Linked DNA regions of Homo sapiens: region 2 is linked to region 1. Evidence: chromatin contacts called from ENCODE Hi-C or POLR2A ChIA-PET data. All regions are on one chromosome and are shown on one strand. The core of a region is the stretch at or near the end of the contact, and the rest is flanking DNA. Distances in the headings are between cores, read along the strand shown.

The links. A loop is a pair of places that touch in the nucleus more often than their neighbours do. ChIA-PET counts read pairs that join two places held with the same protein, here RNA polymerase II (POLR2A). Pooled maps may share reads with other maps.
Region 2: a map of endothelial cell of umbilical vein shows a loop between it and region 1 (12-fold over the local background). The contact joins two enhancer-like sites. A Hi-C loop is called at or near these places in 1 of 168 maps with a recorded cell type or tissue (endothelial cell of umbilical vein) and 4 of 50 pooled maps. POLR2A ChIA-PET finds 5 or more read pairs at or near these places in 1 of 52 experiments (CD4-positive, alpha-beta T cell).

The regions. Positions count from the first base shown.
Region 1 is chr12:19,571,734-19,578,816 of GRCh38, reverse strand. The region is part of intron 3 of LOC101928387 (a long non-coding RNA gene); the gene reads right to left. Among named protein-coding and RNA genes, the nearest start is that of AEBP2, 140 kb to the right of the region's middle. RefSeq lists an enhancer at 5,583-5,672. Within about 2 kb of position 2,761, at least 12 of the 41 ENCODE cell types and tissues checked have a DNase peak (open chromatin) inside an H3K27ac peak, as active enhancers do; they include endothelial cell of umbilical vein, where a contact is called at or near this core.
Region 2 is chr12:19,682,283-19,689,961 of GRCh38, reverse strand. No RefSeq gene overlaps it. Among named protein-coding and RNA genes, the nearest start is that of AEBP2, 250 kb to the right of the region's middle. Within about 2 kb of position 6,206, at least 2 of the 41 ENCODE cell types and tissues checked have a DNase peak (open chromatin) inside an H3K27ac peak, as active enhancers do; they include endothelial cell of umbilical vein, where a contact is called at or near this core.

The DNA.
Region 1 (7,083 bases), core at 1,512-4,011:
GTGAAAAAAACAATCACTCCAAATTTGGTGATTTATTACACCATGCACATGTTTCACATTACACGCAATGAATTGTTACATTTAGGTTTTCCTAAAAGTAATGTTTAAATCACTTATCAAACTATTACATGCACTTGAGTTTTGAAATTCAAAAACTATAAACAGCTTACAGTGAAAAGCAATTGCCTCACCCTACCTGCTTTCTATTCCTACTCCATTCTCCAGGGTCAGTCTCTTTTAATGCTTTTCAACTAATGCTTCTTCTGGTGGTGTTTACTTTTAAAATCCTCCATTTGAAAGTTCTTGTGGCTAGGCATAGTGGCTCATGCCTGGAATCCCAAAACTTTGGGAGGCAAAGACAGGCAAATCGCTTGAGCCCAGGAGTTCCAGACTAGCCTAGACAACATGGCAAAAACCCATTGCTACAAAAAAATACAAAAAAATTAGCCAGGCATGGTGATCCGTGGCTGTAGTCCCAGCTACTACAGAGGCTAAAGTGGGAGGATCCCTTGAGCACAGGAGGTTGAGGCTGCAGTGAGCTGGGATTGTGCCACTGCACTCCAGCCTGGGCAAAAGAGTGAGACTGTCTCAAAAAAAAAAAAAAAAAAAAAAAAAAAAAATTCTCTCCTCCCAAGTCTCCTAAGTCTCTTCTCTGTGTCCTTCAATTTTCCTTCCAGCCCCAGTCCATAGCCTCCTGTTTGCCTCCATAACAGTAACTCATGCAGAGGTTCCTCTGGTTCTCTGAGTCCCAGGACAGCTCCCACCTCAGCCTGGAGGCCTCCACTTCAGCTCCTGAACAAGCTGGTCAAAGCTACTCCTCTTCAAAGGCTTGGATTTCCCCACAAGAAATTTTACACCTGCTGCTCATATAAAAGAAAGTGTCTCCTTATTTTATACAAATAAGTAAAATATAGAGTAATACAATCAATAATGAAAGTACAGTATTTTTAGTATCAAGAAATATATACCAAGAAAGAATGTCTAACGCTAAGGAAATCAGGAAACACATTCAAGAGGGAAGAAATAATTTAGGAAATAGAGAAGCCTTTTCAGATAGATAGAAAGACCTAGAAATAGTAAAAATCACATAGTGTATTAGGACAACCTTATTTTTGGAGAATAAAATTAAAGAGGAGAAGATGTGAGAAATGAGCCTTAAAAAGTTAATGTAAACCAGATGGTTCTTATACACAAATCTAAGGACCTGGACTTGAGCCCACAGTCCAAGAGTTAAACACTTAAATACCTGTAAATACCAAATAGATCATGGAAATTAGCAAAATGAGATCATATGAATGAGAAGAAGAATAGAAAGTATAGAATCCTGTGAAAAACAGGGGAAATCATGTCCTTCCAAAGAGAACAATGTAATTATTCTTATGCAAAAATGTAAGGCTGGCATTACCAGAGCTTCTGGGTTTTTTGTTTGTTTGTTTGTTTTTAATAAGAGCAGGCTATCTAGATTTCCTGTCAAATTTCCCAGTTGGCAACTATTACATGTTTTTCCAGGCTCACAGTTTATGGAGGAAAAAGTGTGTCTGTGTGTATTACACACACACACACACACACACACACACACACACAATTTTTTAAGTAAACTACGCACACATATATACATTTTTTAAGTAAACTAGCTTCAGCTTGTTTTAACCAACAGACCTCAAGTTTTCACCTCTCCCAAAACCAACAGGGAAAAAACATTACAACATTTTAAGACAGGGAAAGCTATGGTCAGTGTTAAAGATCACTCTGGCAGCAGGCTGTAGGATGGATTGAGTGTGGGGGGAGAAATTGAGTGTAGAGAGATGAGTTGGAAGGCTCTTGCAATCTACTGTTGGTAGTAGATGTGCTGACAGTCCAAACTGGGACTGTCCATTTTATTTTATAATCAATTATTATTTGTCAGTCCAAAGAGGTAAAATGGCATTGAGCATTTCTTACCAGACTTCAACCACAAAGGATCACTATGAACTTCCTTATTTCTGTAAATTCTGGGTGTTACATAGACTTTCAGAGATAGCCTGAATTTATCTCTTCATTACACTCCGTAACTTCCATTTTCTTTTCATAAATGCATGTCAGTAGTAATAAAAAGAAAGATTATACAGCTAGCTTTAGAAAGTCAGCTGGTTGAACCTCTACCCACTGCTTCTCTATTATATCAGTTTTAGAAGTAAACAGAGACATTTTCTGCAAATGGTTCCCATGTGCTCACATCTCTGAATGTAAAATAAACAGTGCAGGTCATGAAAACAGAGTGTTTTAAACAGAGAATTCCAACTGGGAAATTTGTCTAAACATGAACTTTATTTTTACAGTCATTTAAAGATGTCTTTAATCTACCTATTAAATTAACTTTTAAAAAGTATAAAATGGGGAAAGAAAAATAGAGGAGAGAGAGAGCTTATTCATCTATCCATCTGTTTTTCCATAACACTAAATACTTCCATTTCTAGGTGCTAAAGTATATAAATATGATATATATACAATTTTCAACACATAATTATTGCATCTAAGCAACAGATACAGAGAAAATTTTAGTTACTATCAGCATATTTGTAAGATTTTTCTGAACCAAATCTTTGCAAGACAGATCAAATGCCATCTTAGTTTTATGTTCCAACCAATTCAAGCAGTGAGAAAAAATGTCCCTAGTTCCATAGACAGGATCTGTCAGGTGCTAGCCAGGCTTAGCCCAGTCCTATTCCATGAGTTCACAGGATATCCCTGGGCATCGAGCCAATCCCACTTGTCCCCAGAATGCAAAGGAAATGAGATACTACATTAATATGTCATTTTGTGCCAGTCGGGCTTTGAAGATAGTCCAGGCTTCAGTGATATTATCAGCCATTTGCAGCCCTGACCAGCACAGGAAGAAGTCAAAACTCACATGCAGGAAGGGGAGCCAGGGCCTGCTTTCCCACCAAGCCCTGGGCTCTGGGCTTTGTTCTCACTATTTCCAAGCCTTCTTTTTTTTTTTCTATAAAGATATGTATGGATATGACCTTTCACCAGAGACCCTATGCTCATTGCTGTAAAATTCCCTTTCTCCATGGGGATAAAAATCAGCACTCATACCCACCGTGTGTTTTGGGTAAGTTTGTTCCTATTTCTCTCTATGGAGCTTCAAAGAGGGTATAGCTCCTTCTGAGATTAGAGTAAAGGGAAAGCTAAATTCCTGGGAATTCTTCTGGAACTGTGACAAAGAGAGATATGTTCCAGATATCCTGAGTTGAAAAGTGAAATACATTTTCTCATAGAAACGATCATTAGCTTCCCAGGCAAGTTCATAAAATCCTATTTAATCCATGGCATTCTTAGAATATTTCAGAAATTCCTATGCAATTCATCTACTCTGTTCTCATTTTTTCCCAGCTTGTTTTTCCTAGCTGACTAGTACGGATATGATCCTCCTTTGCCATATTCTCCAACCTTCTCCCTTCAAATTTACAAAGTCCTGTATGTGTTTTGTGTAATCTACTAGATACTAAAAACCTACATATGTTCAATTGATGAGTCTTGCAGTTGCAGTTGCCTACCCCACCTCAGGTCATTGACAGAGTATGGATATGTTTCACAGCTCTTTCTTTTCCTTCTGTGCTAATGACCTTTAGCTTTCATGGAAAGCATGGAAAAGTTTAGGGCCTCTTATTAAAATGGTGAATCTGCCAGAGACAGGCTCATTTCTAAATGAAATTTTTATGTGATATATATTGCTTAATGGGAAAAGAATAGATGGTTTATTAGTTGGGGGCGAGAAAACTGCTCACTACGCGGGGAAAAACAAATCACTCTTCTGAATCTTAAGATTACCCTTTCCTTGCATTTGAAGAGAAGAGGGGAAAAACAGGAAGAGAAGTACACTGAACTCTTGAAATGTACAGACTGGACAATTTTGATAGAGCTTGTCAGTGTTGGTGTGTGGGCAGGTGGCCCACTGCACAATCCACACATGGCACATGGTCCACCTTTGATGGGTGAATTCTCTATAAGCTTCAGCTTGGCTCCCATTTGCTGCCTCAGGACAGCCACCAGTGAAACTCACCAGGTTCCTGATACCCACCTCATTTCTCTCCACCCTCCAGCAGAGGGCTTATCACCCCATAACTCTAATCTCCTGTAAACTCTAATCCCATAACCCAGATGTCCTCCTCTCCTCTCCCCAAGGCCACAGATGAGGCAATCTCATTCTTCCTCAAGTTTCTTGCTAATTATATAGCTATAGTATAATGTGCCTAGATTCTTTCAGTTCCTTTCTTTTGGCTCTCAAAATCCTGTTTGGAAGAAAAAATAAGAAAAAAAAAAAAAAAGGTAGAGTGCGCAGTGGCTAATGCCTGTAATCCCAGCACTTAGGCCGAGGCAGGAGAATTGTGTGAGCCCAGGAGTTTGAGCCTCGCACCACTGCACCTCACTGGACAAGACCCACTGGCCTGGGACCCTAGCGCAGCCAGCCCCGCCTAACTCTTAGGTGGGGGGCAACTCTCCACTTCCCTGGGCCACGGCTCCTAGAGGATGCAGGCAGGCCACCATTTTTGCTGCTCTGCCATCCTCTCTCCTGTTGCCCCCCAGGTTCCTGAGGGAAGCTGTGATTAGGAACTAAGACAGGCCTCCAGCACAGCAGCGCTTCGTGGAAAAGCTGCCAGACTGTTTTCCATGGGGTGACAGCCCTTGCTCCTCCTCACTGGGCAGGGCCTCCCAACCTGGGCCCCCGCACGACCAGCCTGAACTAGGGAAGGAACAAAGGGCCTGCTCGCTACTCTGGAACCTCGAGCGAGCGCATGGCAGCCACCATGCAGAGAGAAGCCCAGTCTCTCTTCCCTGAGAGCCCCCACCCCCACTCTTCACCAGGCAGGGCCCCCAGCTCTGGACCACAGAGCAGCCGCCCCACCCCCGGCTGAGCACACCCATTTTGCTGGGGGCTCTGAGTTTCCCTGGAGAGGGGGGGCGGTCCCAAAGGCAACCGACAGCCCCTCTGTCGCAGCCACTGCATCGGTTCTGCCCTTGCTGCCCTTGGACTGGAGAAGGAACAGAGCCTGGAAATTTTACTGGCGCCTCCAGCACGCCACAGTCACCGCAGAGAGAGGGGCCCAGTCTCCTTTCCTGTGAGCCCTCGGCCCCCACTCTTCACCAAGCAGGGCCGGCTCAGGCCAGCAGCGCAGCCGTCTCACCCCCTGGCTGAACATTCCCATTAGCAGCAGCTCTGCGCATCTCCAAGATAGAGAGCTCCCAGAGACAACCAGAAGCCCGTCTCTCACTGCCACCGCAGCGGTCCTGCCCTTGCTGCCTTCAGATTGGGAAAGGAACAAAAACCCTGAGTGCTTTACCCACACTTCCAGCACACCACAGCCGTCCTAAGGAGAAGAGGCCAGTCTGTCTCTCCTGTGAGCCATCGGCCCCCCTGTTCACCACCAGGCCGGGCCCCTTGGCTTAGGCCCACAACCCAGCCACCTCACCCTCGGCCAATCCCGCTGATTGGGAGCGGCTCGGCATTTCTCTGGGATGGATCCCCAAGAGACAAGTGAAAGGACCTCTTCCACAGCCACCGCCAAGATCCCTTCCCCTGCTTCCTCCAAGCTGTGGAGGGAACATAAAGCCTGAGCTCGGCTCAGGACTTCAGTGTGCAGCCCGGGAGTGGCAAGCCGAGATCTGCAGCCAGAATCGAGGAGTAGAGGAGCCCAAACATTGGGAGTGCTGAGAGGGAGTACAACTACAAACACAAGGAAATACAGAGGACCCACATGGCTGAGCAAGAGCCTACCTAATTGGCCATTACACTTAAGCGCCATCTGCTGGATCACAGCCCAAATTTCAACACCAAAAACGTTTTGCTAATACATCCTCCTGTGAAACCAAAGATAAGAATTCACCTGTTAATACAAATAAAGACCCTGCACAAAGCCTCGGCCCTCTGAAAACATCCAGAAAACTGACTGTACTCAAATTACAGCACAGATAAAGGAACTTCAGCCCAGATGAGAAAGAACCAGTGCGAGAACTCTGGCAACTCAAAAAGACAAGAGTGTCTTCTTTCCTCCAAATGATGGCACTGGTTCCCCAGCAAGGGTTCTTTAACAGATTGAAATGGATGAAATGACAGAGCCAGAATTCAGAATATAAATAGGATTGAATATCATCAAGACTGGGGAGAAAGTCAAAACCCAATTCAAGGAATCTAAGGATTGCAGTAAAACAATCCAGGAGCTGAAAAATGAAATGGCTTTTATAAGAAAAAACCAAACTGATCTAATAGAGCCAAAAAACGCATTACAGAAATTATATAATACAATCACAAGTATTAACAGCAGAACAGACCAACCTGAGGAAAGAATCTTAGAGCTTGAAGACTGATTCTCAAAAATAACTGTCAGAAAAAAGGTATAAAGAAGAATAAACAAAAACTACAAGAAATATGGGATTATGTAAAGAGAGAAAACCTATGACTCACTGGCATCCCTGAAAGAGAGGAAGAGAAAACAAACAACTTGGAAAACGTATTTGAGGATATCATCCAGGAAAATTTCCCCAGCCTCGACAGAGAGACCAACATTCAAATTCAGGAAATGCAGAGAAATGACCATCTCCAAGACACATAATCATCAGATTATCCAAGGTAAACATGAAAGAAAAAATATTAAAGGCACCTAGAGAGAAGAGGCAGGTCACCTGCGACGGGAAATACATCAGGTTAACCGTGGATTTTTCTGCAGAATCTCTACAAGCCAGAAGAGATTGGGGGCCTATACTCAGCATTCCTTAAAAAAAGAAATTACAACTAAGAATTTCATAAACCGACAAATTAAGCTTCATGAGCGAAGGAGAAATAAGATCATTTTCAGAGAAGCAAATGTCAAGGGGATTCATTACCATTGCCTTACAAGAGGTACCTAAGAAGGTGCTAAATCTGAAAACAAAAGACCTTCACCAGCCACTACAAAAACACACTTAAGTACAGAGACCACTGACACTATAATGCAACCAAAGCAACCATACAATCAAGTCTGCATAGTAACCAGCTAACAATAAGATAGCAGCATCAAATCTACACGTCAATATTGACCTTAAACGTAAGTTGGCTAAATGTCC
Region 2 (7,679 bases), core at 4,957-7,456, 110 kb before region 1:
GGAAGTGACGCCCTCAGCTCCTGAACATACTTGCGAGGCCCTGGAAGATCTGAGGTTCCTCTTTAAGCAGAAAGTAATGTCTTTTCACCTCAAAGTTGTGCCCATCAAGCTCCAGATGGTCCTCAGTGACGAATACCGTCCTCTCAATGTTCAAGAGTCACCTGTCTACAGGGGGCCTCTAGACTGCCTATCAGTGGGACATGACAGAGGCGAAATTCTGCCCCTGTCTCCCTTGAACCTGGCTGAATACTGCTTTCACCAACTCACAGAACCAACCGTGCCCGGACAGCTAGCAAGAGGACAAGAGCCACAGAACCACCACCACCGCCCCTCTGTCAACAGAAAGCAGTTATAGAAGACTGACCTTTGCGCATTTTCCCCCAAAGATTTGGGGTCTTGGAATCTTGAGGGTGGAAATGGCGCAGTGGGTAGCTAGTCAGGTATCAGCAGGGCAGGAGAGGGCACGCACGCGCGCACACACGCACGCACGCGCACACCACGAGTGTTGGGTGACCATCAGGTGATGGTCAGGCAGTTGTTAACTGTCTCGCTAAAGTAATAATTGGCCACAGCCAGTGCCAGAGAAAGTCAGTCTACTAATACATGTAGATAGGAAACACCTGAAACTGATCAGCAGCTTCCCAGTAAGATCTCAGGAGTGGAGAGAAGGAACGCAAGATCCCGGAAGTATGCCAGTGTATAAAACCCCAAGTCAAAAGGTCGCGCCGTACACTTGGTTTCTAAAGTCACCCACTTGGCTCTCTTCCAAGTGTACTTTCCTTCTTTTCTTTCCTTTCCTTACTGTTCTAAAGGTTTTTAATAAACTTCCACTCCTGCTCTAAAACAAAGGGAAAAAAAAATCACCAGGCCGGGTGCTGTGGCTCATGCCAGTAATCTCAGCACTTTGGGAGGCTGAGGCAAGAGAATCACTTGAGCCAGGAGTTTGAGGCCAGCATGGACAACATGGCAAAAACCCATCTCTTAAAATAAATAAATAAATAAAATAAAATAAAATACCTAGGCAATAATGATCAATGGCTGTGAAGTTCCACTGTATAGTAAGAGTGGACTTCATTGAGAAAATTGCATTTAAGCAAGTATTTGAAAACAGTGAGGGAGTTCACCATATGGATATCTGGGGGATGAATATTCCAAGCAGAGGGAACAACCAGTGCCAAGGCTGTTCAGTGGGAGTCTGTCTAAGAGTTAAGAAGCACAAAAAGCAGCCCAGTGAAGCTGGAACATAACGAGGAAAATTGTATGAGATGGAGTCAGGTTGCAACAGGAAGCCAAATTATGAGTAACTGGTAGGATGGAACTGGCATCAGTTGAATAGAGCAAGACTGGTTGAGGTAGGTTTGCTGGGAGAAATCAGAAGTTTTGAATACTGTATGTTTAAGATGTTTATAGTACATCCATGTGAAGCTGTCATGTAGGCAGTTGGATATATAAACCTGAAGTTCTGGGCCACAAACCAAATGTGGAAACCATCAACATACAGATAGTATTTACATCCAGGGAATGGGAGTCAGAGCACCAGAGGGAGGAAACTGATAGAAAAAAATGAAGACAACCAGGACTGAGTTTTGGAGAGATATCCAGGACAAGACAATACTTTCCACCTTCTTATTTTAATTGATTGATTGATTGAGACAGGGTCTTGCTCTGTCACCCAGGTGGGAGAGCAGTGGTGTGTGTGATCATGGCTCACTGCAGCCTTGACCTTTCAGGCTCAAGCCATCCTCCCATCTCAGCCTCCCAAGTAGCTAGGATTACAGGCACATGCCACTACGCCTGGCTAATTTGTGTATTTTTCGTAGAGACAGGGTTTTGCCATGTTGCCCAGGCTGGTCTTAAACTCCTGAGCTCCAGTGATCGGCCCACCCCAGGCTGCCAAAGTACTGGGGTTACAGGTGTGAGCCACCACATCTGGCTTCATCTTCTTCTTATATACTATATAATTTATGATATATTGTGCTTATTTTTTATAAAGTCTAAGAATATAAAATTACATGAGGGGAGGGATTTTTGTCTTTTCTGTTCAGTCCCCTGATATATCACAAGTACATAGAATAGTGTCTGGCTTAGTAGGCATTCAATAAATATTTGTTAGCGAAAATCTATGGATTATGTCTTTTGTGTTTGTTTTATAAATTATTCCATATGCTTAGGTCATAAAGATAGTCCTCTTTTCTTCTAATTGCATTACATTTTTGCCTTTCACATTTAATTCATAATCCATATGGAATTGATTTTGTTTATGCAGTAAGTAAGAATTTAATTTCATTGTTCACATCTCTTCATTTCTACAGAATAAAGCCCAAAAATATTAGCATAACATTCAGGGGACTTCGTGATCAAGATCCACTTTATCTCCCCTGTGTTATCTCTGACTGCCACCCTGTGAAACCTTGATTCAACTACACCAAACCACTGACAATTCTTGAGAACATGAAGTTATTAAAAAGTAAAATCTATATTTGGGGGCAATATAACTGTAGAAAATCCAGAAAAAGTCATTTGAAAAACAAAGTTAATAAGCCTTTAGAGCAATTGTTAAAATGTTTGCATCTATTAAAATGTGTGTAAAGATACCAAATTATGTGAGACATGCTTATAATGTTAGCTGATAAAAACAGAATTTTAAATTATATCTACCATATGGTCTAATCAAAGTTTTAAAAAACCTAAATATGAAATAAATGTTACAGAAATATACTAAAATGTTAACATTAATGGCCATCATATTTGGGAGGACAAATTTTTTCCTACTTCCTAGTTTTATTTTATACACATAAGTTAGGGGGTTTTTTTGGTTTCTGTTTTTGTTTTTTGACACAGGGTCTTGCTCTAGAGTATGGTAATGCAATCACCCAGGCTAGAGTACAGTAATGCAATCATGGCTCACTGCAGCCTCGACCTCCGTGGCTCAAGCAATCCTCCCATCTCAGCCTCCCAAGTAGCTGGGACTACAAGCACACACCACCATGCCCAGCTAATTTTTGTATTTTTTTGTGGAGACATCATCTTGCTACATCGCCCAGGCTGGCCTTGAATTCCTGGGCTCAAGCAATCCTCCTGCTTCACCTCCCAAATTGCTGGCATTACAGGTGTGAGCCACTGCACCTGGCCTTAAGTTAGTTTTACAGTGAAACAAATTTAAAGAAAACATTTCATATTTGCATGTAAATACCAATGCAATTTATCCTTGATAAGAGAAGTTCCACTAAATTTCAAATAAAGCCTTGAAGAATAGGGACTTTAGCTGTAATTTTACATCAGTCATAACCACCAAGAAAAAATTGAAATGTGTAATTTGGAATATTAAGTGTTTATGCCTAGAAAGCACCTAGGTTCATTGTCACTGAGGTTATGTGAATAAATAATAAAGAGACTGGGTGGAACATTTATTACACATTTTCTATGCTATACCTAGGCACTGTGCTAATTACTTTAAATATATTATCTCATTTTTCATTTTAATCCTCAGAGTAACCCTATGATAGAGATATCATCATTTGCAGAGGTAGTTAAGAGCATGGACTCATGGCTTTTCATCTACATATAATAAGTAGAACCAGGAAAGTAGGTTTACTGATGAGTCTTAAACTAAATTCTCAGGTAATATCAGGTTCTATTTTACAACTGAAAGTGCCCCCAAAGATTAGCTATCCTAATATGTCACAGATGAGGAATGTATAAGTCCGTTCTCACATTTCTATAAAGATACTATCCAAGGCTGTGTAATTTATAAACAAAGGAGTTTTAATTGACTCACAGTCTTGCATGGCTGGGGAGGCCTCAGGAAACTTACAATTATGGCAGAAGGCAAAGGGGAAGCAAAGACCTTCTTCACATGGCAGCAGGAGAGAGAAGTGCAAGCAGGGGAAATGCCAGATGCTTATAAAACCAGCAGATCTCATGAGAACTCACTCACTATCACAAGAACAGCACGGGGGAAACCACCCCCATGATCCAATCACCTCCTCCCTGAACAGTGGGGGATTCCAGTTCAAGATGAGATTTGAGTGGGAACACAGAGCCAAACTATACCAAGAAGATTTCAATATTCAGAGAGAAAAGAGATTAATGACCACACAACTTGTTAAAGGTAGTAACACCAATTCCAGAATTATCGTTTCATCATTCTTTCCACTATAGCATGCTTTGTTCCCTGATCGCTGAGTTTAAATCAAAATGATTGAATATTTGCCTTCAAAAAATTACCCTGATAATATACTCTTCCCCAGATGGATTCTTTTAAAAAGGAATTTTAAACAGCTCTCCTGTCTATTCACACAACTTGAACACTGGAGACTGTAAGGACAATACCTGGAGGCCACGTACTGATACACTATCTGCTTTTGGGGAATAAACATGGTATAACCTCTTGAGTAAGCATTACAGCTTTCAATATATAAATTCTCTATTAAAATGTTTAGGAAGCAATTCTTTTTATTGCTACTAAATGAAAACACTGTATCTTCTATTAAAAATTCATTAAAGAATGCCATTCACAAAAAGATTCAATTAAGTATGTGAAATTTATCCCACTGTGACCTGTATTGAGCTGTTCTATAAGAAAACATAGTCCCATTTTTGTTCTGAGCTCATCTCTAGGGGGAAAACTTGAATTTCATTAAGAAAAACAGCTCTGCTCTCTCAATTAGAGTCCCAGTGGAATTTGACTATGTGAACTGTCCTGGGTATAGGGTGGGAAAGAGACCACTCATACTGTATCTCACTCACACACACGGCCTTCCTATGGTATCCTTTCCATGTAAGATTAACCAGTGTTACTTTTTTGAAGATATATCACAGCACTCATTCATTTTTGTCTATAAGCCCAGCAAAGGTCATACTCTCTTCCAAAGTCGATGTGCCGAAAATCATAGCTAAATGCTCTCAGGCCTTACTTAAGCATTCCCACCGAAATTGTCCTCTCTCCTCTCTGATGATATAGATTCCCCATCTGCCTTTTGCATCATAGACTCTTCCAGACAATCTAAACTTCCTTCCCTGTGCAGAAATCCCCGCTGAAGGAACAATAGGCCATCCATATTCTGCTTGAATGGCCTTAAATGATGGAAAACTCACTAGCACTTCCTGAGGCAATCTGTGCATTGCAGGAGCAGCTTTAGTATGAGTTTTTTCCTATATTGGTCATGGAGTCTGCTAATGTTTGTCTAAATGTCCCATGGGTTATTAGACATGACTACCTCCACAAGAGAGGCAATAATCAAACTGTATGAGGATGGCAGGTTTGTTCTCTCATTCATTCCATTTACCCAACACTTTTTACGTGTCTCCATGTTCAGTAGGACCTTAATCTTCAGTCATTAAAAATACATATAGCAAAAATAAGAGCTTAGGCACTTGGGGTTGTAATTTTTTCTCACTTATAAACTTTTTATTTCTGGCCAGTCATTTTTAAAGTGCTGATCTATAGATGGGAAATTTTATTATTATTATTATTATTATTATTATTATTATTATTTTGAGACAGGGTCTCATTCTGTCACCCAGCCTGGAGTGCAGTGGTGCAATCTAGGCTCACTGAAACCTCCATCTCCCAGGTTCAAGCAATTCTCTTGTGCCTCAGCCACCCCAGTAGCTGGGATTACAGGCTTGTGCCACTACCCCCAGCTAACTTTTGTATTTTTAGTAGAGACAGGGTTTCACCATGTTGGGCAGGCTGGTCTTGAACTCCTGACCTCAAGTGATCCACCCACCTCAGCCTCCCAAAGTACCAGGATTACAGGTGTGAGCCACCACACCTGCCGGAAATTATTTTTTTAATCTTGGGTCTCACCCCTAAAGATCATGATTCAGAAAGTCTGAGTAAAGCTGAGGAAATCGTATTTAAAAAAAAAAAAAAAACACTCTGTTGAAGATATTCTGGTACATATCTTGGTACAAGTTTAAGAACTACTGATCTAAATAACTGCTGAATCTCTAGGGTCTCTTTAGTATTCTACAACTGGGAATCGTTACTATGCTTATCAGTATTTAAACCCACTGTGTACACTAATTGTGACTTCCACCCTACAGCCATGAAAATATGCCTTCTCAATACCCTATATTGCAGGTTGGATTCCATGGGAAACAGCCTTGGAGTCAGAGGTTAGCATGCAGGAAGTTTGTCTGGGAGTGATTGATAACTGTGGGGTAAGGAAATGAAGCAGGATTGGGGAGAGTGAGAAACTGGGCAGAGAAGCCATCTCAAGAAAGACCTCAGCTGACTCACAGGCAGTTCTGAGGCTAGACTAGTTCTGTGATGTTTTTTCTGAGTTGGGACGAGCGGTTGGGTCTTTATACCAGATATCAACCTGTCATTGGATGCAGGCTACCTCAGGAAGGGGTCATAACCTTGGCAAAGTGGCTTTCTTCATCAGAGGGCAAACAATGGGGGAATAAATTCCCTCAGTGCTGAAGGGGAATTTGAGTGCACTTCCCAAAATCCACTTCACCCCCCTTCGTAGGAAAAAGATGGCAAGCGTTAAACCGAAGCATTCTTCAGCAGAGAACAGTTTTTAAGTCACCGAAAAGAGCACATTACTATCTCTCACTTCCTCCCAGTTCAAGCACTGGATGTTTACGGAATGATTCACCACTAAAATGAAGCATGAATTTCCATGTGGAATTATTTCTAATACCTTAAATGGCACTTCTTAGGGCTCTTCATGTCTACAGTTTTGATAAATCAGGATAAATTGCTTCCAAACAACTGGTCTTTTTTATTTGTTTGTTTGTTTAAAAGATTTATAGCTACTTGGGAGGTTGAGGAGGGAGGATCAATTGAGCCCAGGAGTTCAAGGCTGTAGTGAGCTATTATAGGACCACTGCACTCCACCCTAGGCAACAGAGTAAGACCTGTCTCAAAATAAAAAGACTGCCTCAAAAATAAATAAAACAAAACAAAATATAAAATAAAATTGTCCCTAACCCCATCTTCAGAATTGCTTATTCATAGCTCTGGAGAGAAACTAAAAAATCTGCACTTTTTACAAGCACCATGACTAGTTCTGATGCAGGTAGTTCTCAGCCATATTTTGAGAAAAAAAAATGAATTAAAAGATAATCTTAAAACAATCAGTGAATATATATAATACATATACTCAAATGAAACAAATATTGTATATACCAGCTTGCATTTTAAAGACTTCAGTGAGAAAGAGGATGTGGATGAAAAAGAAATCTCCTGCTTAGATCAAAGGAGGATCATGTGATGAAAATGAAGCTCCTAATCTCTTCTTACTGAGGGAAAAAAACTGTAGACTTTCTATATAGAAAATAATACCTACCCCAGGCAAAGAGGAAGAGAAGATACAAAAAAGATCTAGTTAGTTACCAAGAGCTAGTCACTGGTCATCATCAATACGGAACAGGCAACAGCTAAAAGTTGTAGCAACTTTTAAAGTATCTGGGAAATCATGCACAGATCTAGGGATCTTCTACCATCAAAGATGTTTGGAAAGAGGAATTGTTACACTTCTGCTCAATACGCAACAAGAACTGTAATCAAACTAGGCAAACGCTGAGAACAGTTGGAGATTTTAGGTGTTGCTCTAATTGTTACCTTTTGAATATGTATGTCATTAACAGCCAATATTCTATATTAAAAGTAAAAAATATTTGTTCCTTACTAAAGTCTTATCATTTTAGAAAAAGCATGACTA